2 separate regions of the Homo sapiens genome follow, and region 1 is linked to region 2. A link is a loop called in an ENCODE intact Hi-C map of the cell type or tissue named here. Cell type or tissue: A673. All regions are shown on one strand. Links, peaks and the distances in the headings refer to the core of each region. The heading gives the core; the rest is flanking DNA. Region 1 holds the start of MANEAL (mannosidase endo-alpha like). Region 2 overlaps EPHA10 (EPH receptor A10).

What was found. Peaks named below come from ENCODE experiments on the same cell type or tissue, not always from the same donor. Only the 100,000 strongest peaks of a DNase experiment are listed, where the experiment ranks them.
Region 1: it touches region 2 in a loop (2.1-fold over the local background); 3 of 110 quality-filtered maps call a loop at or near these places.

The regions. Positions count from the first base shown.
Region 1 is chr1:37,783,726-37,800,400 of GRCh38, reverse strand. MANEAL (mannosidase endo-alpha like) reads right to left here and starts at 6,554. Exons shown (of 4, transcript NM_001113482.2): 1 at 5,669-6,554; 2 at 4,555-4,664; 3 at 3,581-3,657; 4 at 1-834. The coding sequence starts at 6,218. The coding sequence ends at 198. RefSeq lists silencers at 6,218-6,337, 6,598-6,647. In A673, for the core only: no CTCF peak of the experiment used is centred there; DNase peaks (open chromatin) are centred at 4,840 and 6,310; H3K27me3 peaks cover 1,195 bases.
Region 2 is chr1:37,740,570-37,748,569 of GRCh38, reverse strand. All of the region lies in intron 5 of EPHA10 (EPH receptor A10), which reads left to right. Among named protein-coding and RNA genes, the nearest start is that of EPHA10, 21 kb to the left of the region's middle. In A673, for the core only: no CTCF peak of the experiment used is centred there; no DNase peak of the experiment used is centred there; H3K27me3 peaks cover 3,794 bases.

The DNA.
Region 1 (16,675 bases), core at 921-8,920, 51 kb before region 2:
GAGCACCTCAGCACCACTCGCCTGAGGAACGGGCTCTGTGTTGCACAGGCCCATGCCTGACGGCCCACCCAGAAACACCCATCTGCTGACCTCTGACCTGGGAACGAGTGAGTGGCTACAACCTCAGCTGAACCCCACATGGTGACATCTTCCAGCAAGGCAAGGACATCAGCACCTCACGCCCATTTACAGGCCCCTCACATGAGCCACTGCTCCTTCTCTTTGATGAAGTGCTCCGCCCAGCGGCGTGTCAGCTCCAGGTACAGGCTGGGCTGGTGAGGCAGGTAGTCCAAATACAGGCGGGTGGGTGTCTTCTTGGGAATGGCCTTCTCAATCTGGGTGCCCTCGTGCCACTCATTGAAGGAGGTAATGGAAACGATCTCGGGCCTCACTGTCAGGGCCGCCTGCAGGGCCGTCTCATAGTACTTGCCATTGACCCTGTTGCGCGTATTGTGGTTGTTCCAGGGCCGAATGCTGGTGTCTATGTAGCCAGGCCCCACACTGGGGATGAACATGAGGTTGTTGGCATCACAAAAGTTCTTCACAGCTTTCCAGTTCTGATGGGAAGAACCAAAGGAGAAACCATTGGAGGCAAAGTAGGTGTACATGCCGTCAAATCCGGCGGCCAGGATATCGTGGGTGTGGCCCTCCTCCACCAGCAGCGCTATGAAGACCCCATCGTAGGGCGTGTTGCGGATCGAATGGGGCCCGTTTGGTGTCAGGAGGTGGGCCCAGGCCTCAGGGGACGTCAGGTATGAGTCGTAGATATAAAAGAGTGGGAGGCTCTTGCCCATGCTGTTCTTATAGCGGTAAAATGCACCATGGGAGCCATACCTGAGAAGGAGAAAGAAGAGCCTCAGCTGGATGGGAGAGACCAGCACAGCTGTAGGACCTCCCGTGGATGAGATACGGATGCAACACAGCCCAGTTCTGGAGCCAGTCAGTCTCCACAGTTGGAGTCATCATGCCTCTAAGCAAGAACCTGGTTCCCTCCTTCCTCTCTCCAGTTGTCATTCCTAAGCCTCACTTCCCTACCCTTAGCCAAGCCACCACCGTCTTCCATCTGGATTGCAACAACAGCCAGCTAACTGGTCTCCAGGCTCCCATCCTGCCTCCATATAATCCATTCATTATTCCCACCTACTTGATCTGGCCCTGCCTACTCCATTCCTGCTCTTTTCCCAGCTATTACTCCCCATCTGGCCTTTCTATCCGGCTCTCATGTGTCATGCAAGCTTGTTCCATCTTATGGGACTTGCATCTGCCAGCCCTCTGCTTGGAATTTTCTCCCTGCCTCCGGATCTTTGCAGAGCTGACCCTTTTTCTTTTCTTTTTTCTTCTTATTATTACTACTTTTTTCTGAGATAGGGTCTTGCTCTGTTGCTCAGAGCTGGAGTGCGGTGGGCGATCTCAGCTCACTGCAACCTCTACCTCCTGGGGTTCAAGTGATTCACCTGCCTCAGCCTCTCAAGTAGCTGGAATTACAGGCACCCGCTACCATACCTGCCTAATTTTTGTATTTTTAGTAGAGATGGGGTTTCACCATGTTGGCCAGGCTGGTCTTGAACTCCTGACCTCAGTCAATCCACCCACCTCAGCCTCTCAAAGTGCTGGGATTACAGGTGTGAGCCACTGGGCCTGGGCTTTTTTTTCTTTTTTCTTTTTTTTATTCTTAAGTCTCACTGTATCGCCCAGGCTGGAGTACAGTGGTGCCATCGTAACTCACTGCAACCTCAAACTCCTGGGCTCAAGTGATCCACTCACCTCAGCCCCCCAAATAGCTGGGACAATAGGCATGCATCACCATGCCCAGCTAATGTTTAAAAAAAAATTTGTAGAGATAGAGTCTCCCCATGTTGCCCAAGCTGGTCTCAAACTCCTGGCCTCAAGTGATCCTCCCACCTCAGCCTCCCAAAGTGCTGGGATTACAGGTGTGAGCCACCACACCCAGCCCTGACTGCTCATTCAGGTGTTAGCTCACCTGTTGTCTCCTCAGACTCACCTGACCTGACTATCCATTCTTAAGTAGCATCGTGGGCACACTCTAGCACAAAATCCTGTACAGATCACTGTTTGATTTTTCCCATTTAATTACTGTCTGCTCCACAGTACCTGCAACATACACTAGAAAGTAAACATTATGAAATCAGAAATTTCGCTAGTCCTACCCATTACTGTACAACTGGGCTTAAGTCAGTGCCTGGACACATGTAGGCACTCAATACTCTCTTTTTTTTTGTTTGTTTTTTTAAGAGACAGAATCTTGCTCTGTTCTCAGCTGGAATGCAGTGGTGTAATTGTGGCTAACTGTAACCTCAAACTCCTGGGCTCAAGTGATCCTCCCACCTCTGCCTTCCAAGTAGCTAGGACTACTACAGGCATGCACTGCTATGCCCAGCTAATTTTTTTTTTCAGTAGAGATGGGGTCTTGCTATGTTGCCCAGGCTGATCTCAAACTCCTGGCCTCAAGCAATCAATCCTCCCACCTCTGCCTCCCAAAGCCCTGGGAGGCCGGGTGCAGTGGTTCACACCTGTAATCCCAACACTTTGGGAGGTCGAAGTGGGCAGAGCATCTGAAGTCAGGAGTTCAAGACCAGCCTGGCCAACATGGTGAAATCCCAGGCTGGAGTACAGTGGTGCCATCATAGTTCACTGTAACCTCAAACTTCTGAGCTCAAGTGATCCACTCACCTTAGCCCCCCAAGTAGCTGGGACCATAGCTGTGCATCACCACGCCCAGCTAAAGATACAAAAATACAAAAGTTAGCTGGGTGTGGTGGTGGGCACCTGTAATCCCAGCTACTCAGGAGGCTGAGGCAGGAGAATCGCTTGAACCCAGGAGGCAGAGGTTGCAGTGAGCCAAGATTGTGCCACTGCACACCAGCCTGGGCAACAGAGTGAGACTCTGTCTCAAAAAAAGAAAAAAAAAAAAAAAAGCACTGGCATTACAGGCATGAGCCATTGCACGCAGCCTCATTCAATATTTATTTATTTATTTTTGAGATGGAATCTCGCTCTGTCACCCAGGCTGGAGTGCAGCGGTGCAATCTCGGCTCACTGCAACCTCCGCCTCCCAGATTCAAGCGATTTTCCTGCCTCAGCCTCCTGAATAGCTGGGATTACAGGTGTGCGCCACCACGCCTGGCTAATTTTTTTATTTTTAGTAGAGACGGGGTTTCACCACGTTAGTCAGGCTGGTCTCGAACTCCTGACCTCAAGTGATCCGCCTGCCTCGACCTCCCAAAGTGCTGGGATTACACCATGCCTGGCCTTCATTCAATACTTTCTGAATGAATAAATGAGGTGCCTACATTGTAGAAGCTACTTTCACATATATTAATTCGTGTGATTCTCACAAGACTCAAAGGTTAAGAGGCTTGCCTCATCACAGATTAGAAGCCACAGGACAGGAATTGAAACCCAGGCTGCCTGACTTTAGGCCCAGTACTCTCTTACTATAAAACAGCTGCTGGGAAACACAGGCATTATGCCCTGTGTCTCTTGACCTGCCCCTCCAAACCTTCTATCCCTACCTCCATTTTGATCCCCACCAAAATCCCGGCCCCCAGAGCAGCCTTACGTGTCAATGATGTACTTGATGTTGTCATGTACAGTGATGTCATCCCGGCCCTTGTAGGGTTGGATGTGGAAGGCCACCTGCCACAAACAGAGGAGTAATGGTCAGGTGAGTGTCTATCTAGGGGCCACAACATATCAGGCTCAGGATCTAACCATGGCCTGGAGGAGAGGCTGAGTTCAGAAGAGGGCCTGGCAGTGGTGGGCACAGTAGAGATAAAGGCAGCTGCTGCCCTTGAAGGCCAAAACAGGGGTGAGCAGTTTGCCCATCTCCCGCAGCAGGGCATGTGGGAATCATTTTGGTGGGCTGTTACAGGGTGGCTAATAGGTTTCAACCTTGTGCCAGCTCCAAGTGGTTGGTGCTAGCTGCCTGAAACAGTGGAATAAGTATGCTGAAGCTGTGTCAGTGGAAAACTGCTGTGATCTGTTAGACATGTCAGTGGTGGAATTCTCTTCAGGAATAGGGGAGTGGGGCTTTTCTTCTTTCTCTATCATTTTTCTTCCTTCACCACAGAAGCAAGGGATGACTTACTTGATTGGCACATGTGGGGAAATGCTTCGTCCAGTCCGTCCTTCCTCTTGAAAGTGAGCCCACCTGCTGAGAACACCTGCCTACTCCTCGAGGTCCAGCACTGCCTCCCACTAGAGAGTTGAGTCTGCAGGTCCCTTTGGCTCTTGCCTACCCTTTTTCCACCAGGGTTTACAACCTAACCTCTATTATTATTTAACAAAAGTGATAATTATTTAGTCTTCTCTTGGTCCTATATTTAGTTTTCTCAGTTTTCTTAGAATTCAAAAAACTAAGAGCAACATAGGCACCATTTATCTGAACCCTCCCCCAAAACCACACTTGCCACATATTTGTTATCCCTTTGGGCTACTGCCAAGAACTTCTGTAGAGGCACTAACCCTGTGGGCGGAGGAGAGCAACTCTCCAGAATAGGGCAGAGAGCACGTGGCCTCTTCTTGGAGACTCACCTGGATGCTGTACTGATGGGCGGTGTCCAGAATGGCGGGCACCAGGTCATCTGAGGGCTCCCCGTTATCATCAGCCATGCCAGGTGGGTACCAGGACAGGACCAGGACGCCTGAGACGCAACACAGAGGCCACTTCAGAGACACACAGTACCCCCCTCAACAGAGATTTTTTTCCTCACAAACATCTCCAATTGCAAAAATGGTTCCTAAAAACCTGAAGCAAGCCTCCTGCCAGGTTCACTTCCTGCAGATGAGTCCCAGAGCCTCGCGCCCCGGAGCTGTCCACGCCCGCGGTGCTGAAGCGGAGCGCCTGCGGGAACCGTAGCGCGCCAGGCCGGAAGGGAGCCAGGCTTTAGACTGCCTCAGCAAGTAGTAGAACAAAGGGAATGGGAGGACAGTGCCACACCCACCTGGAAGCCACAGGCCTACCTCTGAAGAAGAGAAGCACCCCTAACCCTAACGTCCCGCATGGAGAAGAGCCCTGAGCAGAGGCCATCTGTAAAATCCAGCAAAATTCAGTGACGAAATCCGAAATAAGTGAGCCTCCCCTCCATAGCCTACGAAGGAGGCGCCCTGGGACCTTCCCTCCAGCTGGGTGCTTGATGAAAAGCCTCTAAACCCCCAACACTACCTCCAACTGCAAATAGAGCAGAGGCCTTCATGGAACACGGGCACACTTTCCTCTCTGCAGCCAGCAAAAGCAGGAACGGCTGCTGCTCTACCCTGTACCTGCCATGAAAGCAGAGGCCGCCCTAAGTTCCACTCCTCTGAACCCCAGAACCTGCGGGCCAGGACTCCAGGCCTCACTTCCCATCGCCCAACAAATTTGAAGACTCTGCCTCCCTCTCCTGGTGCAAACTCCTAGCAGTTCCGCCCTATGGGAAGGGCCCTGGATGTTAGGGATGGAAGGGCCCAGCTGGGGGGTCTGAATACTAGACGGAGGGGCGGTGTCGCATGGTGGGCCCAGGATGAGAGTGGGAGGGAACAGCTAAGAAGCCAGGCTGGCGGATAAGTGGGACCAAAGGGCCGGTGACAGGACCAGAGGGAGCTGGGGTGTGGGAAGGAGGAAGGGTGAGGCTGGGGGGCAGGGCCGCCCGGGGTGGGGGGCGCTCACCGATGGCGGCTTCCTTGAGCTGGGTCATATGCTCCCGCAGCACTTCGGGGTCCCGGGAGCTGTAGGGCCCCAGCTCCGGGTAGAAGCTGGAGCCCAAGTCGTCTGGGGGGCTGTGGCGGCCGCGGGGGTAGCTGGCCGAGATCTTGGGGTCCCAGTGCGGCACCATGACGTGGTCCCAGTGAATGTAGTGGCCCTCGCGCCGCGGGCTCCCGTACCACGAGTAGTAGAAGGCGTGCAGGTCCGAGTAGACGCGCAGGCTCTGCACGGGGGCGGGCTCGGCCTCCGCGGGTGCCGGCCCAGGGGAGCCGCCAGGGTCCGCGGTGCGGGGCGGCGGCGGCGGCGGGGGCGGCGCGGCAGGGGCTGCCGGGGCCCTGGCAGCGGGCGCGGGGGCCCCCTCTGGGCGTCGCTCAAAGGGCGCCAGCTCCAGGCCCGGGCCCAGCGCCGGGAGTCCGTCCGGAGCCTTGAGCGTGCGCAGACCCATGAGGGTGCCGAAGGCGAAGAGCAGCACCAGGAACAGAGCGATGCAGGCGCGGCGCCGCCGCCGGGCCATGGCCGACTGTGCGCTCCTGCAGCCGCCGCGCTACCTCCCAGCGTGCCGCGCCATGGCCGCCCGCCCGGCCGCGCGCTTCCCAGGCAGACTGTGCGCCCGGCAGAGCGCGGCGTGGGCGGCGCCCGGCCTGTCCCCGCAGTGCGGGCGGGCTCGGCACACAGGACGCAGGCGGCGCGGACCAAGTGGCCGCGAGCCGAGGGGGAACTGCACGCCGAGTGCAACGCAAGGCCCAGCGAACGGCGAGTTTCGGGGCCACAGGAGCAGGGGCCTGAGTCAGGCCGCGTGACCCGCGAAAGAAGAGTCGCCTGGCTGCCTGGGCGGCAGGTGGTGGCGCCTGGCTGGGGAGCGGGGACGCAGGCCTTCCGGAGCGCGGGAGAGAGGCGGCGCGGCGGGGGCGGGGGCGGAGGCGGGGCGGGGGGGGGAAAGAAGCGCGCGTCGGTGGTTCTCTCCCCAAGGATTTCCTTCTTCGTCGATCCACCTTTACTCACTTCACTGGCCCCCTCCCTACGGGTCTCAGTGCCACCCTTCTAGCCCCAGGTCCCCCATCCCTCGGCCCCCCTCCCCGGCACCCCAGGCAGCCCCTGAACCTCGGGGGAAGGGGCGTCGGGAAATCCCCAGGAATCGGACCCTGCAGACGCCGTCCGGGGCCTGGCGGGCGGAGGACGACCGTGACTCGCGCAAGGTCACACTGACCGGGCCTGGACCCCGGGTCAGGGCGCACTCTCCAGAGCTCGCTGCACTGCCCAGCCTGCCGGGTCGCAGTGTGGCTTAGTGAGTTCTCTGGTTGGAATCTCACGAAGCCAAAATTAAGGCGTTGGCAGGTTACACTCCTTTCTGGAGGCTCTAGGAACGGATCTACGTCCAGCTCAATGGCAGAATTCAGTTCCATACAATTGCAGGGCTAAGGCCCCCATTTGCTTGCTGGCTGTCATCTGGGGGTCTTTCTCAGTTTCTAGAGGCCTGCTGCATTTCTTGGCTTGTAGGCCTGATGTCGTCTGGAGCGGTCTCTCCTGGGAGAACCTCCTAGAGTCAGGGAGGATTAAATGAGATGGTTCCCGTAAAGCACTTCCACGGGGCCTGAAAAGCAAGCGCTCAATACATGTGCGCCTTTCTTCCTGGATTCTGGGCTCCAGAGGACAGGCCCCGTCTTATTTACCTTGTTAGACGCCAAGGGCTGCCGGAACAGCATCTGACACTCACTTCCTAGTGCCGTTTAAGTGAGTACCAGCCCCTGGTGTGATAGTCTGTAGATAATAAGCTTTTCACTCGCTATTGATAGAGTTCCTACACTGCATTATTCATTACTTCATTTATTCAGAAGATAGTTTTGTTTATCATATGCCTCCTTCAGTGGTCCGCAATGACAGCAACTTTGTTTCATTCCCTGTCTGCATGTCTAAAACAGAGCTTGGGATGATGGCGGGCACCCAGTTCTTATTGGTTAAGTAAAATGAATTGTAGGGAACCCAGGAAGAGGAGCAGGGAGCTTGGGAAGTGTTGGTAGACCTGCAGCCGAGGAAAGTGAGCTTGAGAGACCTTATGGTGGTAAATGTGAATGAAGTGGAATGCCTTCAGCTCCAGGTCGCCCATACCCGATTCAGCCTGACTTAAGGAATATGCCAGTGTATCAACTTGCAAAGCAAGGAGCCCAGTGGCAGGGCAGAGTGGGTATTTTCTCTGATCCAACAATGTCATTAGGAACCTGAGATGTTCCCGTCTCACTGCTCTACTCTCCCCACCACTGACTTCATATACAAACCCAGTTCCCCTCATGCCACAAAATGGCTGCTATGGCTATTGACTGCTCTTCCCATTCCACAGGCAAGGGTAAGACTGATTTCTCTTTCCCAGAAGTCCTAAACAAACATCTCATTGAATCTCCTTGGTCTAATCTGGTTTAGGCCTTTTTATGCCAGACAAATTATTGCCGAGGGGGATAGAATTACCATGACTAGATGAGATTACATTTGTGGAGTGGGTTAAATGTTGGAGAGAATACCATGTCTACCAAAGAGTGAGGTGACTCTGGGAATAGAAAGAGTGAGAAGAGGCTGGGTGCAGTGGCTCAAGCCTGTAATCCAGCACTTTGAGAGGCCAAGGCAGGTGGATTACCTGAGCTCAGGCGTTTGCGACCAGCCTGGGCAACACGATGAAACCACCATCTCTACTAAAATACAAGAAATTAGCCAGGCGAGGTGGCAGGCGCCTGTAGTCCCAGCTACTTGGGAGGCTGAGGCAGGAGAATTACTTGAACCCAGGAGGCGGAGGTTGCAGTGAGCCGAGATCACGCCACTGCACTCCAGCCCGGGTGACAGAGCGAGACTCTGTCTCAAAAAAAGAAAGAAAGAAAGAAAGAAAAGAAAGAAAGAAAGAAAGAGAAGAAAACGGGTAAGGACGGCACTCTCAGGAACACCAGCATTTCTGGGACAGGCAGAGGAAGGAGAGAGTCTAAGAAGGAAACAGAAAGAATCATTAACGAGGAACTAAGAGAACAGGGAATGGGTGGTGAAGGTTTTGGAAAAATAGTGGGAAGGTTTCCCCAGCTCCCAGTCATCCCACTATTTCTGGGATGCCCTGAAACAATTGTGTCCCCTGTTGGCCATGCCTGGAGTCCTTGACACTGCCACCTGGCCTTGACAGTTTGACCCAGGGCTAGTACTCTGACCTAGTGGTCAAAATTAGTCCAATGATAGCTTCCCATCTTCCACTGGACCAATCATGAATACTGACCCAAAGGGCATCAATTCCAGTCATTTTTTGGGATTTTACTCTCTGGTCTGCAGGAGAGATTTCATCCTCTTTAAAGATAATGCCATTTGCCGGGTGCGGCGGCTCATGCCTGTAATCGCAGCACTTTGGGAGGCTGAGGTGGGAGGATGACTTGAGTTCAGGCTTTTGAGATCAGCCTGGGTAACATAGTGAGACCTCATCTCTACAAAAAATTAAAATATATTAGTCAGGCATGGTGGCACACGCCTGTACTCCCAACTACTCGGGAGGTTGAGGTGGGAGGACCACTTGAGCCTGAGAGGTCAAGGCTGCAGTGAGCCGTGATCACACCACTGCACCCCAGCCAGGGTGACCGAGTGAGACCCTCTCTCAAAAACAAACAAACAAACAAACAAACAAACAAACAAGATAATGCCATTAGAGGGAAGGGACAGAGAGAAACTTAGTGTTATTGGTGTCCTGATTTCAGTCTTCCTGGCGGCCTAGTTGCGGTGTGAAACACTTGACCATTCTTCCAATAAGTTACCCTTTTATTCTGAGCAAGGTGAGCTGATGGAGCTGACTATTGATTGCCTATCAATCTCTGACAAGACCGAGAAGGGGACTTGGGAGCAGGAGGTCATTTGGAAGGTAATCTCAGGAAGTAAGAGTTAGGAATTGAACAGAATGAGACAAGAACAAAAGAAAAGCCAAACCAATGGTGCACTGAGGATGTCGCTGCTATAGATAATGGGGACTTAATTCTGCCACGTCTTTTCAGAAGTGTACAAATGCCTCCCAGAGTTAGGAGGTGTGAGGCTGAAGCAATTACCTACTGACCCCCTCCTCCACTGGTCAAGCATTTTCCCTAGGGGAGTTAACTTCCTTGTATTTCTGGTCTCCTGTTGCCAAGCAGGCTCCCAGGACATCAGAGAAGGTTTTGAGGCAGGTATAAAGAGAGACGGACACATTATTTATTCAAGTGGGATGCCGCCAGTGTGAGGAAGACTAAGCTCGCACAGAACCATCCATCCTAGATGTACTCATTTTCTGCTGTCATAACAAATTACTATAAATTTAGCAGTTAAAACAGCACAAAAGTTTACTGTCTCATGATTTCTGTAGGTCAAAAGTCTAGGCACAGTGTGACTTAGTGAGTTCTCTGGTTGGAATCTCAGGAAGCCAAAATTAAGGCGTTGGCAGGTTACACTCCTTTCTGGAGGCTCTAGGAACGGATCTACGTCCAGCTCAATGGCAGAATTCAGTTCCACACAATTGCAGGGCTAAGGCCCCCATTTGCTTGCTGGCTGTCATCTGGGGGTCTTTCTCAGTTTCTAGAGGCCTGCTGCATTTCTTGGCTTGTAGGCCCCTTCTTCCATCTTCAAAGCCAGCAACATCAGATCTTGTCCTTCTCACACTTTGGATCTCTCTGACCTCCCTTTCTACCTCTCTCTCATACCTTCCTCTTCTGGTTTTAAGAGCTCATGTGATATATTAGATGCCGTCAGATAATCCAGGGTAACTTCCTCTGTTTAAGGTCAATTATTGGCCAGGTGTGGTGGTTCATGCCCGTAATCCCAGAACTTTGGGAGGCCGAGATGGGAGGATCACTTGAGCCCAGGAGTTCGAGGCCAGCCTGAGCAATATAGCAAGACCCTGTCGCTACAAAAAAAAAAAAAAAACAAAAAAAAAACAAACAAAAGACCAGGCACAATGGCTCACACCTGTCCCAGTACTTTAGGAGGCCAAGGTGGGTAGGTTGCTTGAGCCCAGAAGTTAGAGACCAGCCTGGGTAACATAATGAGACCTCATCTCTAAAAGTTTTTTTAATTTAAAAAATTATAAAATATAAGGTCAACTAATTAGTAAACTTCATTCCATTCCACAAAGTCCCTTCACAACAGTAACTAGATTATTTTCAATTGAATAGCTAGAGGACAGGAATCTTGGTGGGGGACATCTTAAGAGTTCTGCCTAAAAACTTTTCCTAAAATCAAGGTGGGCCAAAGAGATGTGACACGTGGCATTCAAGGTATGTATTACACCCATTCTATCGATTAGAATGTGTGTTCAGCCACAAATAAGAAGGAAAACAGCTAAACATGGCTTAAAGTGCTTCTCACACTTTAGTGAGCATGTCAGTCCCTTGAGGATCTTGTTAAAAATACAGATCCTGATTCAGTAGGTCTGGAATGAAACCTGTTTTTGTTTGTTTGTTTGTTTTGTTTTGTTTTTTGTTTTTGAGACAGGGTCTCACTTTATCACCCAGTCTGGTGTGCAGTAGCCCAGTCACAGCTCACTGCAACCTTTGCCTCCTGGGCTCAAGCAGTCTTCCCACCTCAGCCTCCCAAGTAGTTGAGACTACAGGTGTGCACCACCACGCCTGGCTAATTTTTTTTTTTTTTCGGTAGAGATGGGGTTTTGCCATGCTGCCCAGGCTAGTCTCAAATTCCTGGGCTCAAACAATCCACCTGCCTCAGCCTCCTGTAGTGCTGAGATTAGAGGTGAGAGCCACTGTGCCTGGCCAAGAGTCTATGTTTCTAAGAAGATGCCAGGTGATGCTGATTTGACTGGTCCTTTAGGGCTTAGAGTATAGTGTATTTATTACCCCACATATTAAGGAGGCTTTAACTAGGCTGGTTCTAGAGATGGTTAATCTAAGGGTTCAAAGACACTGTGACATCAGATCACCTTCTCTGTGATTCTTTTTTTTTTTTTTTTTTGGCCTTCCCTTCATGATTGAGAAGGATGGAAGCAGTTCCAAGCATTCCATTCCCACAGGACAACATCCAGGTGCAGAAAAGGGAATGGCCCTATTTTATAATCCTTTTAACAAGTAAGATAAGCTCTTCTAGGAGCTCTCAGCAGGTTTCCCATCACTTCTGATTGGCCAGAATTGTGTCATCTATTCACATCCAAGCAAATCCCGTGCCAAGGCCATTCAGAGGTGAAAAAAATCAGAAAGAAGGGCAAAAGGAAGGGGATTTGGGTAAACAGCCAAAAGTCTCTCCTACATCTGCTCAGAGTCAATTTTCCCCTTCTTCCTTACAGAACTAGGACTGTGTTGAGAGAGCCCCCTTTCCCCACTATGGCTGGAGATGACAGGTTTGTTCTGTGAAAGAGTATAACAAGAGAATCCCCAGACACAGGAGTACTAGGCAACAGGAGAGGGAGGAGTGAGAGGCCATCCTGAAATCCAGGGGAGTCTGGATCAATAAATGGCAAGAAGTCCAGCTCTTTATATCACTCAGCCCCAGGAACACTGGCAGTCATAGGTCAGCCTTCCAGGAGCTGGGCATGGTAGTGCATGCCTGTAGTCCCAGCTACTCGGGAGGCTGAGGTACTTGAGCCCAGGAGTTTGAGGACAGCCTGAGCAAAATAGTGACACCTTGTTTCTAAAATAAATTTAAAAATTAAAGGTTAAAAAAATTTTTTTTTGAGATGGAGTCTCGCTCTGTCGCCCAGGCTGGAGTGCAGTGGCATAATCTTGGCTTGCTTTAACCTCCACCTGCCAGGTTGAAGCAATTCTCATGCCCCAGCCTCTCGAGTAGCTGGGATTATAGGTGAGGGCCACCACGACTGGCTAGGTTTTTTTGTTTTTTGTTTTGAGACGGAGTCTCACTCTGTCGCCCAGGCTGGAGTACTGTGGAGTAACCTCGGCTCACCACAACCCCTGCCTCCCAGGTTCAAGCAATTCTCCTGCCTCAGCCTCCCAAGTAACTGGGACTACAGGCGCACACCACCATGCCTGGCTAATTTTTGTGTTTTTAGTAGAAACGGGGTTTCACTATGTTGGCCAGGCTGGTCTCAAACTCCTGACCTCAAGTGATCCACCAGTCTCGGCCTCCCAAAGTGCTGGGATTACAGGGGTGAGCTACTGCACCTGGCCATAAAAAATTTTTTAAGTCAACTTTCCAAGCAAAAGTCCAAGTGACTCCCTGGAGAAAAAGAAAGACCCTTGGGAAAAGTTCTGCACAGACTGACATTGAGACCCTTGAGGAAAATCCTCCACATACTGAAAAGTCAGCTTACTGCCTGATCAACCCAGAGTGAAACACACAAATCAGCAAACATGCCTCTTGCGTTCAGATCTTTCAATCAGCTTTCTAGTGCCTCACTCTAAACGTGAATAACTAATGATTCTCAGACATTTAGTGAACGCTCCCTGAATGAAAGCCAGATATAAAAAGCTAACAAACAAAAAAGAAAGAAAGGAAGGAAGGAAGAAAAGGATGAAACAGTGAGAGCTAGCCTGGTGCAGTGGCTCATGCCTGTAATCCCAGCGCTTTGGGAGTCTGAGGCAGGGGGATTGGTTGAACCCAGGATGTTGAGGCTGCGGTAAGCCATGATAGTGCCACTGCACTCCAGTCTGGGTGACAGAGTGAGACCCTCCAAAAAGAAAAAAAAAAAAAAGTAAGAGTGAAAGAGTTGATGAGAAGAAAACAGAATGCAGCTAGCCAAATAAACAGATTTTCATATTCATGAAACAAAACCAGAATGCTATATACACGGGGGGAAGGATTGATCAGAAACCAATAAAAAGCTCTTGGAAATTAAAGCAATAGAGCCCAAATTTAAAATTTTATTATAATAGAAAGTTTTGGATGATAAAGCCAAGGAATCTCCCAGGAAGTAGAAAAACAAACCCACCCTGAGGAACCTTTCAGAACACTGAAACGAGAAATTACCAAAGAACTCATAAAATAAAATGTCCTGGGACATGACGTTCTGGATTGCAGTAGCCCCCTAAGTGAACAATGAATTAAAAAATGACCCATACAGTACTCATCATTATGAAAGTTCAGGACATTGAAAACAGAAGATCCAAAAAGCTTTCGAAGAAAAAGAAGTCAAGGATTTGGAATTAGAATGGCCCAGGAAAGCAGAAGGCAGGGGACAATTTCTTCCAAAATTCTGAGGGCAAATAATTTTGGACCTAGGATTCTACAATTAGTTTTAAAATTGTGAGGGTGGTGTATTGAACCTTGTAGTCAAGTAAAATGAAAAAAAAAATTTTTTTTTTTGGTCGGGCGTGGTTGCTCACGCCTGTAATCCCAGCACTTTGGGAGGCCGAGGTGGGCGGATCACGAGGGCAGGAGATGGAGACCATCCTGGCTAACACGGTGAAACCCTGTCTCTACTAAAAATACAAAAATTAGCCAGGTGCGGTGGCATGCACCTGTAGTCCCAGCTGCCGGGGAGGCTGAGGCAAGAGAATGGCATGAACCCGGGAGGCGGAGCTTGCAGTGAGCTGAGATCGTGCCACTGCACTCCAGCCTGGGCAACAGAGTGAGATTCCGTCTCCAAAAAAGAAAAAAAGAAAAAGAAAACATTTTTTTTTAATTATGAGAGTAGAATAGACTTTTTTTTTTTTTTCTGATAGGGTCTCACTCCAGCCCAGGCTGGAGTGCAGTGGTGCAATCTCAGCTCATTGCAACCTCTGCCTCTCTTGCTCAGGTGATCTTCCCACCTCAGTCGCCCAAGTAGCTGGGACTACAGGCATGCATCACCATGCCTAGCTAATCTTTCTATTTTTGGTAGAGACGGGGTTTCACCATGTTGCCCAGACTGGTCTAGAATAGACATTGTTTTTAGGTATTCAAGGTCTCAATTTTTTTTCTCCTATGCTGTCTTTCTCAGGAAGCTACCAAAAAATATAATAGAGAAGTAAATAAAAAAGGTGAGGAGGAACTTGGGATCCAGTAAAAAGGAAATCTAACACAGAGGAAGAGCTCAGGGGAGTCCCAGAGCACTACCTGTGCAGCAAGCCTGAAGAGCAATCTGCCCAATGGAAGCAGGAGGACACCCAAGAAGGCTCTTTCCCAGAGCAGCTGAAATTGATAGATAGGCTGGGCCTGGCGTGGTGGCTCCCGCCTGTAATCCCAGCACTTTGGAAGGCCAAGGCGGGTGGATCACCTGAGGTCAGCAGTTGGAGACCAGCCTGGCTAACATGGTGAAACCCTGTCTCTACAAAAAATACAAAAATTAGCTGGGTGTGGTGGTGCACACCTGTAATCCCAGCTACTCAGGAGGCTGACACAGAATGGCTTGAGCCCTGGAGGCTGAGGTTGCAGTGAGCTGAGAGTGTGTCACCGCATTCTCATTTTTCATTGCTCCATGTGGTTGTATCTTTTTTTTTTTTTTTTTTTTGAGATGGAGTCTCGCTCTGTTACCCAGGCTGGAGTGCAATGGTGCGATCTTGGCTGACTGAAACCTCTGCCTCCCGAGTTCAAGTGATTCTCCTGCCTCAGCCTCCCGAGTAGCCAGGATTACAGGTGCCCCCCACCCCCCACGCCCAGCTAATTTTTGTATTTTTAGTAGAGATGGGGTTTCACCATGTTGGTCAGGCTGGTCTTGAACTCCTGACCTCAGGTGATCTGCCTGCCTTGGCCTCCCAAAGTGTTGGGATTACAGGCATGAGCCACCGCACCCAGCCTGTATCTTTTTTTTTTTTTTTGAGATGGAGTATTGCTGTGTCGCCCAGGCTGAAGTGCAGTGGCACGATCTCGGCTCACTATAACCTCCGCCTCCCGGGTTCAGGCGATTCTTTTGCCTCAGCCTCCCGAGTAGCTGGGATTACAGACATGCACCACCATGCCTGGGTAATTTTTGTATTTTTAATTAGTGACGGGTTTCACCATGTTGGCCAGGCTGGTCTCAAATTCCTGACCTCAGGTGATCCACCTGCTTCATCTTCCCAAAGTACTGGGATTACAGGCGTGAACCACTGTGCCCAGCTCTATATCTTTATTAGTTGTTTTTTCTAAACTCTCCAACACAACATTTAAATTCCTCTGAATCTATTTTCTATACAGTCTTCATATTAGGATACTGATCATCTAATAAACAAAACAGAATGGTCAGATGACAAGTGCTGTAGAGAAACACAAAGCAGGAGGTGGGGAGAGGGAATGCCAGGCTGGGGAAGTTTTACAATGTTTAATAGGTTGGGCAGGGAAGACCTCCCTGAGAGGGTGGCCTGAGGGAGAGAGGAAGAAAACTGTGCAGACGTTTGGAAGAAGTGAGTTCCAGGAAGAAGAAACAGCAAGTTCATTTTCCTGGAGACGGGAGCATGCCTCATGTGTTCTTCATGCATCTGCTAGAATTTTTACTTGCATGTTTTACTGTCAATTCCACTACGTACCTCCCCAACCAAGGGCACCCCAATCTCTGAAGCACATTTTTTTAATGTTTATTTTTTAGAGATAAGACCAACCTGGGCTACATAGTGAGACCCCATCTCTAAAAAGATGAAATAAAAAACAGAATTGAAGCACAGGCCTAAAGACAGAAATAACCATGGCATGTTTGAGAGACGTGCTGTGTTGCCCAGGCTGAAGTGCTGTGGCAGGATCGTAGCTCACTGCAGCCTTGAACACCTGGACTCAAGCATTCCTTCTGCCTCACCCTCCCCAGTAGGTGGGATCACAGGTGGTGCTACTATGCCTGGCTAATTTAAAATTGTTTAATTAGTTGGGGTCTCAAACTCCTAGCCTCAAGTGATCTTCTCACCTCAGCCTTCCAAGTAGCTGAGATTACAGGTGCACACCACCATGTCCAGCAATGCACTTTTTTTTTTCTTTTTGAGACAGAGTCTCACTTTGTTGCCCAAGCTGGAGTGGAGTGGCGCGATCTCGGTTCACTGCAACCTCCACCTCCCGGGTTCAAGCGATTCTCCTGCCTCAGCCTCCCAAGTAGCTGGGACTACAGGTCCCTGCCACCATGCCTGGCTAATTTTTGTATTTTTA
Region 2 (8,000 bases), core at 1-8,000:
GTTTTGTAATGTGTTCTTTGTCAAGTTTTGGCACTATGGGGATGCTGGCTTTGGTAAAGGTATCTGGAAAAATTTCTTCTTTTTCTCTGCTCTGGGACAGTTTTAACAACACATTTACATATTCTTTGAAGGCATAAAAAACTGCCTGGGAAACTTTCTGGGTTCTATGCCATTTTTGGAGAGAAAGTTTTATTTATTTGTTTATTTATTTATTTGAGATGGAGTCTCTGTCGCCCAGGCTGGAATGCAATGGCACCATCTCAGCTCACTGCAACCTCTACCTCCCAGGTTCCAGTGATTCTGCTGCCTCAGCCTCCCAAGTAACTGGGATTATAGGCAACCACCACCACGCCCAGCTAATTTTTGTATTTTTAGTAAACATGGGATTTCACCACGTTGATCAGGCTGGTCTTGAACTCCTGACCTCAGATGATCTGCCTGCCTTGGCTTCCCAAAGTGCTGGGATTACAGGCGTGAGGCACTGCACCTGGTGGTTTGATATTTTTAATCTTTACTGTAACGTCTTGATCAGTTTTATAAATTTGTGCTTTCCTAGAAAATATTTTGGTGTTCTTTTTCTAATTTATTATTAGAAATGTATATACATTTCCTCAGTACCTGGAGTTAACTTCACTTTCTCTTTCTTCCTGTTGTATGCTTGTGATTTCTGTCTTTTTTCTTAATTATCCTTGCCAGAAGTTAATTTTACTGGTTATGACACAGAATCAGCTCTTGAACCTATCAATTCCATTGTTCTTTACTTTCGTCACTTATTTTATGATTTATTATTATTATTATTTTTGAGATGGAGTCTCACTCTGTTGCCCAGGCTGGAGTGCAGTGGCACCATCTCAGCTCATTGCAACCTCTGGCTCCCAGGTTCCAGTGATTCTGCTGCCTCAGCCTCCCAAGTAGCTGTGATTACAGGTGCACGTCAGCATGCCCGGCTATATTTTATGATTTTATCTTTATTAATACCACTCTCCTGCTTTCCTGAAGTTTTTTTTTTTTTTTTTTGAGACAGTTTCACTCTGCCTGTCACACATGCTGGAGTGCAGTGGCATGATCTTGGCTCACTGCAACCTCTGCCTCCTGAGTTCAAGCGATTCTCCTGCCTCAGCCTCCCAAGTAGCTGAGATTACAGGTGCACACCACTACGCCTGGCTAATGTTGTGTTTTTTGTAGAGATGGGGGTCTCACTATGTTGCCCAAACTTGTCTTGAACTCCTGGACTCAAGCAATCTACCTGCCTTGGCCTCCCAAAGTTTTGGGATTACAGGTGTGAGCCACCCCACCCAACCTCTGAAGTCTTTTTCTAGGCAAGTTCAGTGCTTAGTTATTTTTTGTTTAAATTTTTTAAAGCTATGAGTTTTCCTCTGAATATAGCTTTGTCACTTCCAATACATTTGATACATGATATTATCACATTGTTAGTATTATAAGGTTTTTTTAGGTATAATTCATGTAACATAAAATTCACCCTTTTGAAGTATACGGTTCAGTGATTTTTCATATATCCGCATAGTTGTGCAACAAGTGCTATCTAATTCTAAAACATTTCATCACCCTGAAAGGAAACCCATTAGTCACTCACCATTCCATCCACCTCCTCTAGCTCTTGGTAACAACTAGGTCTTTCTGTTTCTATGGATTTGCCTCTTCTTGGCATCTCAATACATGGAATTATACAATATGTGAACTTGCATGTCTGGCTTCTCTCACTTAGCATAATGGCTTCAAGTTTCATCCATATTGTAGCACGTATCAGTACTTCATTCCTTTTTATGGCTGAATGACATTCCATTGCATGGATAGACCACAATTTTGCTTATCCATTCATCAGTTGATAGACATTGGGCTGTTTCCACATTTTGGCTATTATGAATAATACTATTATGAATATTAATGTATTCATAATACATTAATGAATATATGTTTTTGCATAAACATATATTTTCAGTTTTCATGGCTATATACCTAGGAGTAGAATTGCTAAGTCATATGGTTATGGACTGAATTATGTTACCTCCAGATTCATGTGTTAAAACCCTAAACCCCAATGTGACTATATTTGGAGAGAGTCTCTTTAAGGAGGTAATTAAGGTTAAATGAGATATAAGGGTGGGCCCTAATCCATTAGGACTGGTATCTCTATAAGAAAAGGGAGAGACACTACCCGGTGTGGTGGCTCACGCCTGTAATCCCAGGACTTTGGGAGGCCGAAGTGGGTGGATCACCTGAGGTCAGGAGTTCGAGACCAGCCTCAACATGGAGAAACCCCATCTCTACTAAAAATACAAGATTAGCTGGGCATGGTGGTGCATGCCTGTAATCCCAGCTACTCGGGAGGCTGAGGTAGGAGAATTGCTTGAACCTGGGAGGTGGAGGTTGCGGTAAACCGAGGTCGTGCCATTGCGTTCCAACATGGGCAACAAGAGCGAAACTCCATCTCAAAAAAAAAAAAAAAAGAAAAGAAAAGAAAAGGGAGAGACACCACAGCTCACTCACTCTTTGTCCATATGTGCACAGAGGAAAGGCCACGTGAGAATACAGTGGGAAGGTGGCTGGTCAGGAAAACAGCTCTTACCGGATTACAGATCTGCTGACCTCTTGACCTGGGACTTCTAGCCTCCAGAAGTGTGAGAAAATAAATTTTTGTTATGAAAGCCAAAGGTGGCTTTTGTTAGGAAAGCCACCTTTGTTATTTATTTATGTATTTTTTGAGACAGTCTTCCTCTGTCACCCAGGCTGGAGTGCAGTGGTGCGATCTCAGCTCACTGCAACCTCCGCTTCCCAGGTTCAAGCAATTCTCAAGCCTCAGCTTGCCAAGTAGCTGGGATTATAGGTGCGTGCCACCACGCCTGGCTAATATTTGTATTTTTTAGCAGAGACAGGGTTTCCCCATATTGGCCAGGTTGGTTTCAAACTCCTGGCCTCAGGTGATCCACCTACCTTGGCCACCCAAAATGCTGAGATTACAGGTATGAGCCACCATGCCTGGCTTGAAAGCCACCTTTGTTATTAAAGGTCTGTGGTTTCTTTTTATGGTAACCTGAGCTGACTAATACATATAATAACTTTTTAACTTTTTGAGGAATTACCAACTTTTTCAAAGCAGCTCTACCATTTTGCATTCCTACCTGCAAAGTACAAGGGTCCAAGTTTCTCTGCCTCCTCACCAATACTTGTTATTGTTTGTCTTTTAAACAGTAGCCATCCTAGCAGATGTGAGGTAATATCTCATTGTGGCTTTGATTTGCATTTCCCTAATAACTAATGATATTGAACATCTTTTCCTGTGCAGGGTTTTCTTTTTGTCATTAAGTTATATTATAACTATAGATATGTATTACAGACACTAGACCCTTGTGTTCATTTCCCAGGGTTGCTCTAACAAGGTGCCAAAAAACTGGCTGGCCTAAAACAAATGTATTGCAAAATCAAGGTGTCGTCAGAGCCACGCTGCCTCTGATGATTCTAGAGGAGGACCCTTCCCTGCCTTTCAGCTTCTTATGTTTCCTGGCAATCCTTGGTGTTCCTTGGCTCGCAGACGCATCACTCTAGTCACATGGCTGTCTTCTCCCTGTGTCTTCACATCATCATCTCTCTAGGTGTTTTTCTCTGTGTTCAAATTCTTCTTTTCATGAAGATGCCAGTCATATTGGATTAGGGCCCACACTAATGACCTCATTTTAACTTGATTACCTCTGTAAAAATAAGATCACATTCTGAGATGGGAAGTGGTGGTTGGGACTTCAACATATCTTTTTTGGAGACACAATTTAACCCATACAAACCTTGTCAGATACATGATTTGTGAATATTTTCTCCCACTCTGTGGTTTGGCTTTCACTTTATTGAGAATAGCCTTTCAATCACAAAAGCTTTTAGTTTCTTTTTTTTTTTCCCCAAGATGGAGTCTTGCTCTGTTGCCCAGGGTGGCGTACAGTGGTGCAATCTTGGCTCACTGCAACCTCTACCTCCTGGGTTCAAGCGATTCTCCTGCCTCAGCCTCCAGAGTAGCTGGGACTACAGGTGCACACCACCACATCCAGCTATTTTTTTTTTTTTAGATGGGCTGGAGTGCAGTGGCATGATCTCTGCTCACTGCAACCTGTGCCTCCTGGGTTCAAATGGTTCTCCTGCCTCAGCCTCCCGAGTAGCTGGGATTACAGGCACACACTGACGCACCCAGCTAATTTTTTTTTTTTTTTGTATTTTTAGTTGAGACAGTTTTACCATGTTGGCCAGGCTGGTCTCGAACTCCTGACCTCGTGATCCACCCGCCTCAGCCTCCCAAAGGGCTGGGATTACAGGAGTGAACCACTGTGCCCGGCCAAAAGCTTTTAATTTTGATGAAGTCAAATTTATTTATTTCTTCTTTGGTTGCTTGTGCTTTTGGTGTCATCGCTAAGAAACCATTGCTTAGTCCAAGGTTAACATTTCTGTGTTTTCTTTTAGTGTTGTAGTTTTGAATCAAATTATTTTAGAGGATGTGCTTTTATTTCCAGATGACTTGCTTTTATTTTGTTTGTCTTTACGTTGCTGATTGTAGTGCTTCATGGAGGTTTGTACGTGGTAAAAATTTTTAAACTATTTCATGGCTACTTTAAAACAATGTGCACTATTTTATGGTGTAGTTCTTTCTCTCTCTGTCTTTATATATCTATATCTATCTATATATACACAGATGTTCCTCAACTTAATGACGGGCTTATGTCCCATTGGGCTTATTATAAGTTGAAAATATTATAAGTCAAAAATGCATTTAATGCACCTAGCCTGCCAGATATCATACCTTAGCCTAGCCTACTTTAAACATGCCCAGAACACTTACATTAGCCTACAGGTGGGCGAAATCACCTATTTTACAATGAGTATTTTACACTGAGTATCATGTAATTTATTGAACACTGTACTGAAAGTGCAAAAATAGAATGGTTGTATTGCTTTTACACCATGGTAAAACAATCATCAGTTAAACCATCACGAGTTATTATTCAGTTGTGGTTCCTTCTTATTTTTTACTTGATGTTCCAAAGACTGAGAGGGGTTCATTTTGCATTCTGTTTGTGATTTTGTTAAAATTCCTTGTATTTGTAATGAATTTTATTTTAAATATTTCAATTTTGCTGATGCACTTTTAGTTTCTTCACCCAGCCCTTCTCAGTTTCTCCATTTTTATCTCATCTCGTTTCTTTTTCTTCTCCACCTGTTTTCTCCTTATGACCTTCTGTACATAGTTGGTGGAGGCTGTGTTTTCTTTCTTCTTAAAGTGCCAGAGCGTTTTACTTACTCTCTATCATATTAAATCACTTTTCAAGATCTACTTCTCCTGAGTCTTCAGAATAATGTTCCTATTCTCTTATTCTGAAATATTTTTTCATATACCCAATTTCTGGTATTTTCTGTTTACTTGTTCTTGAGTAAGGAAATAGCTGGTGTTTGTCAACAACAACAAAAAAGATGCGTGAATTGCCCTTTGAATTAGTTATGAGGTTTTCAGCTGCAAGTAACAATAAATCTCAGTCTAACTGATTTTATTTTATTATTATTATTATATTATTATTATTAGAGACAAGGTCTTACTCTGTCACTCAGGCTGGAGTGCAGTGGCATGATCATAGGCTCACTGTAACCTCAAATTCCTGGGGTCAGGTGATCCTCCCGCCTGAGCCTCCCAAGTGGCTAGGACTGCAGGCATGCCAACATGCCTAGCTAACTTTTTTTTCTTTTTAAATTGTTTTGTAGAGACGGAGTATTGCTATGTTGCCCAGGCTGGTCTCTAACTCCTGGCCTCAAGCAAGACCCCCATCTATGCCTCTCAAAGCTCTGGGATTATAGGCATGAGCCACAGTGCTGGGCCCTAACTGACTTTAACTTAAATGATTTCTTAGCTCACATAAGAGGGCTAGAGTTAAAGCTTGGTTCATTCAGCAGCTCAAAAGTGTCCTCAAGGACCTAGGTTTTTTCTGTCTGTCCACTCTGCCATTCTCATCACATAGGCTGGTTCCCTCATGGTAGCAAGGTGGCTGCAGCAGCTCCAGACATCACATCCTTACCATTCAGAGGCAGAAAAAGAACTGTTTCTTCCTTGCAGGTATCTTTTTAAAAGCAAGAAACTTTTCTCTGAATCCCCTGTCCCCAGCTAACTTCTTTTGTTGGCCAGAACTGGATTGTAAGCCCAACCCTAAACCATTCACTGGCAAAGGGAATGAGTGCACACAAATGTCTTAGAACAGCCAGAAGTTACCCAAGTCACCTATGGGGAGACAGTAGACTATGAACCAAAAATTCAGCTCAGCTAGCAGGAAAGGGGGACAAGGCTGTTGACTAGGTTTCCAGTACTATCTGCTGTAACTTTGGCCCCACTTGGGTGCTGGCTGATTCCCATCCCAAATCTACAGCTGGAGAGCCGGTGCTTGGTGTTAGTTTTTAGCTCCACTAGCAGGATTTATCAGGCTTTCATCTAATTATCTCTTCGGAGCTGAGATGGAACCATCTTCTACCTCTCTATCCTGGCCATCTGATGCTTTCCACAAATGTAGCTCAAAAATGGACATTTCTAGCCTCCTTTTCCATCTCTGCCCCATCTGTATTCGCAAGGAACTTTGCCACCTCCTAGAATGCTTCATCACTCCTCTCGCCTTTGTGCTCAGGCCTTTTCTGGGAGCTGCCGTCTCAAAGTGAATTTTGGCTGAGAAGCGCCCCCGGGGGATAGGGAAGAGCACTCTTCCTCGAAAGCAGCTCTGCAGTAGAGTGCTGGCTGTGCATTGTCCACTTGACAAAGACTTGGCTTTTTTTTTTTTTTAAAGGGTCAGACACTGAAGGGAGGAATAAAGGATTTTTTTGAGTTATTTTTAGAATGGGAGGCAATGCCACTCTGTGGGCAGTGTAGCCTAGGGGTTCATTACAATTGCACTTTTTGATCTAGTCCCACTGCCTTGATCATAAGTAGAAATGTGCCACTCTACTCTCCAGCCCCCATTCTGGCGATCAGCTGTCAAGACTAGTTTATGGTGATGGTGTAGGTTTTCAACTCTTACTGTGTCTTTATGTTTTAATTGGAATTTGGGAAAGACATGGAGTGGAGGCTGCTAGATATATATACCATTTAAGACTAGAAGCCACATCCACGCACTTGTCAGAGCCTGAGCCACCTACTCCGTTTCCACTTTCTTGCTTTATTACTATCTGATCGGTACTTTCCTCAATCCCCTGAAGGCACCGGGAACGTCCACTTTATGAAAGCCAGTGGGAAGTTTGAATCATCATCTTACTCTGTTGTCTCCTCTCAGCGTAAGACATGGCCCAGCGCCAGCTCCTCTTGCTGGAATGCTGGTGCTGAGCACTCGCTCAGTCCCTCATAACACATTACTTCATAAAATTCCCACAGCAAGCCTAGGAGGTGTCATCATTGTTCTCATTTTACACACGGGGAAACTGAGGCTCAGGGAGTAAGATCACTTGCTTGTGGACCAATAGTGGGCTAACCACTGGAAAAGTCAGGAGGGAACCTTCCTAAATGTTCTCTTCCCTGGGCTTCCATCACCTTGCCCACCCTTGGTCTTCCTCCTGCCTCTCTGGCTCCTCCTTGTCAAGCTTCTCTTCCTTTGCCTGTTTCTTAATTGTTGGCGTGTCTCAGGCTTATTCCCTAAAAGCTTTTCCTCTTCTCTTTTTATGCGTTTTCCCTGGACAGTTTCATCCCTTCACCTTATCATGGCTCCTGCATCTCCATTTTTCTCCCAGACACCTTTTCTGAGCCCTGGAACCATTTCTCCCACTGCCCTCCTGGCATCTTCTCTTGGAAACCCCTTTGCCGAACACTAACCCCAGGCCTTATTATCTCCCGTATATGTGTGTATGTGTGTGTATGCTGCTGTTCATCTGACATCATCCAGACTGGCGGTTCTCAAACTTGTCTGCACGCTGGAATCACCAAGAAACTTAAAAAATAAAGCAACTGGCTGGGCACGGTGGCTCACGCCCGTAATCCCAGC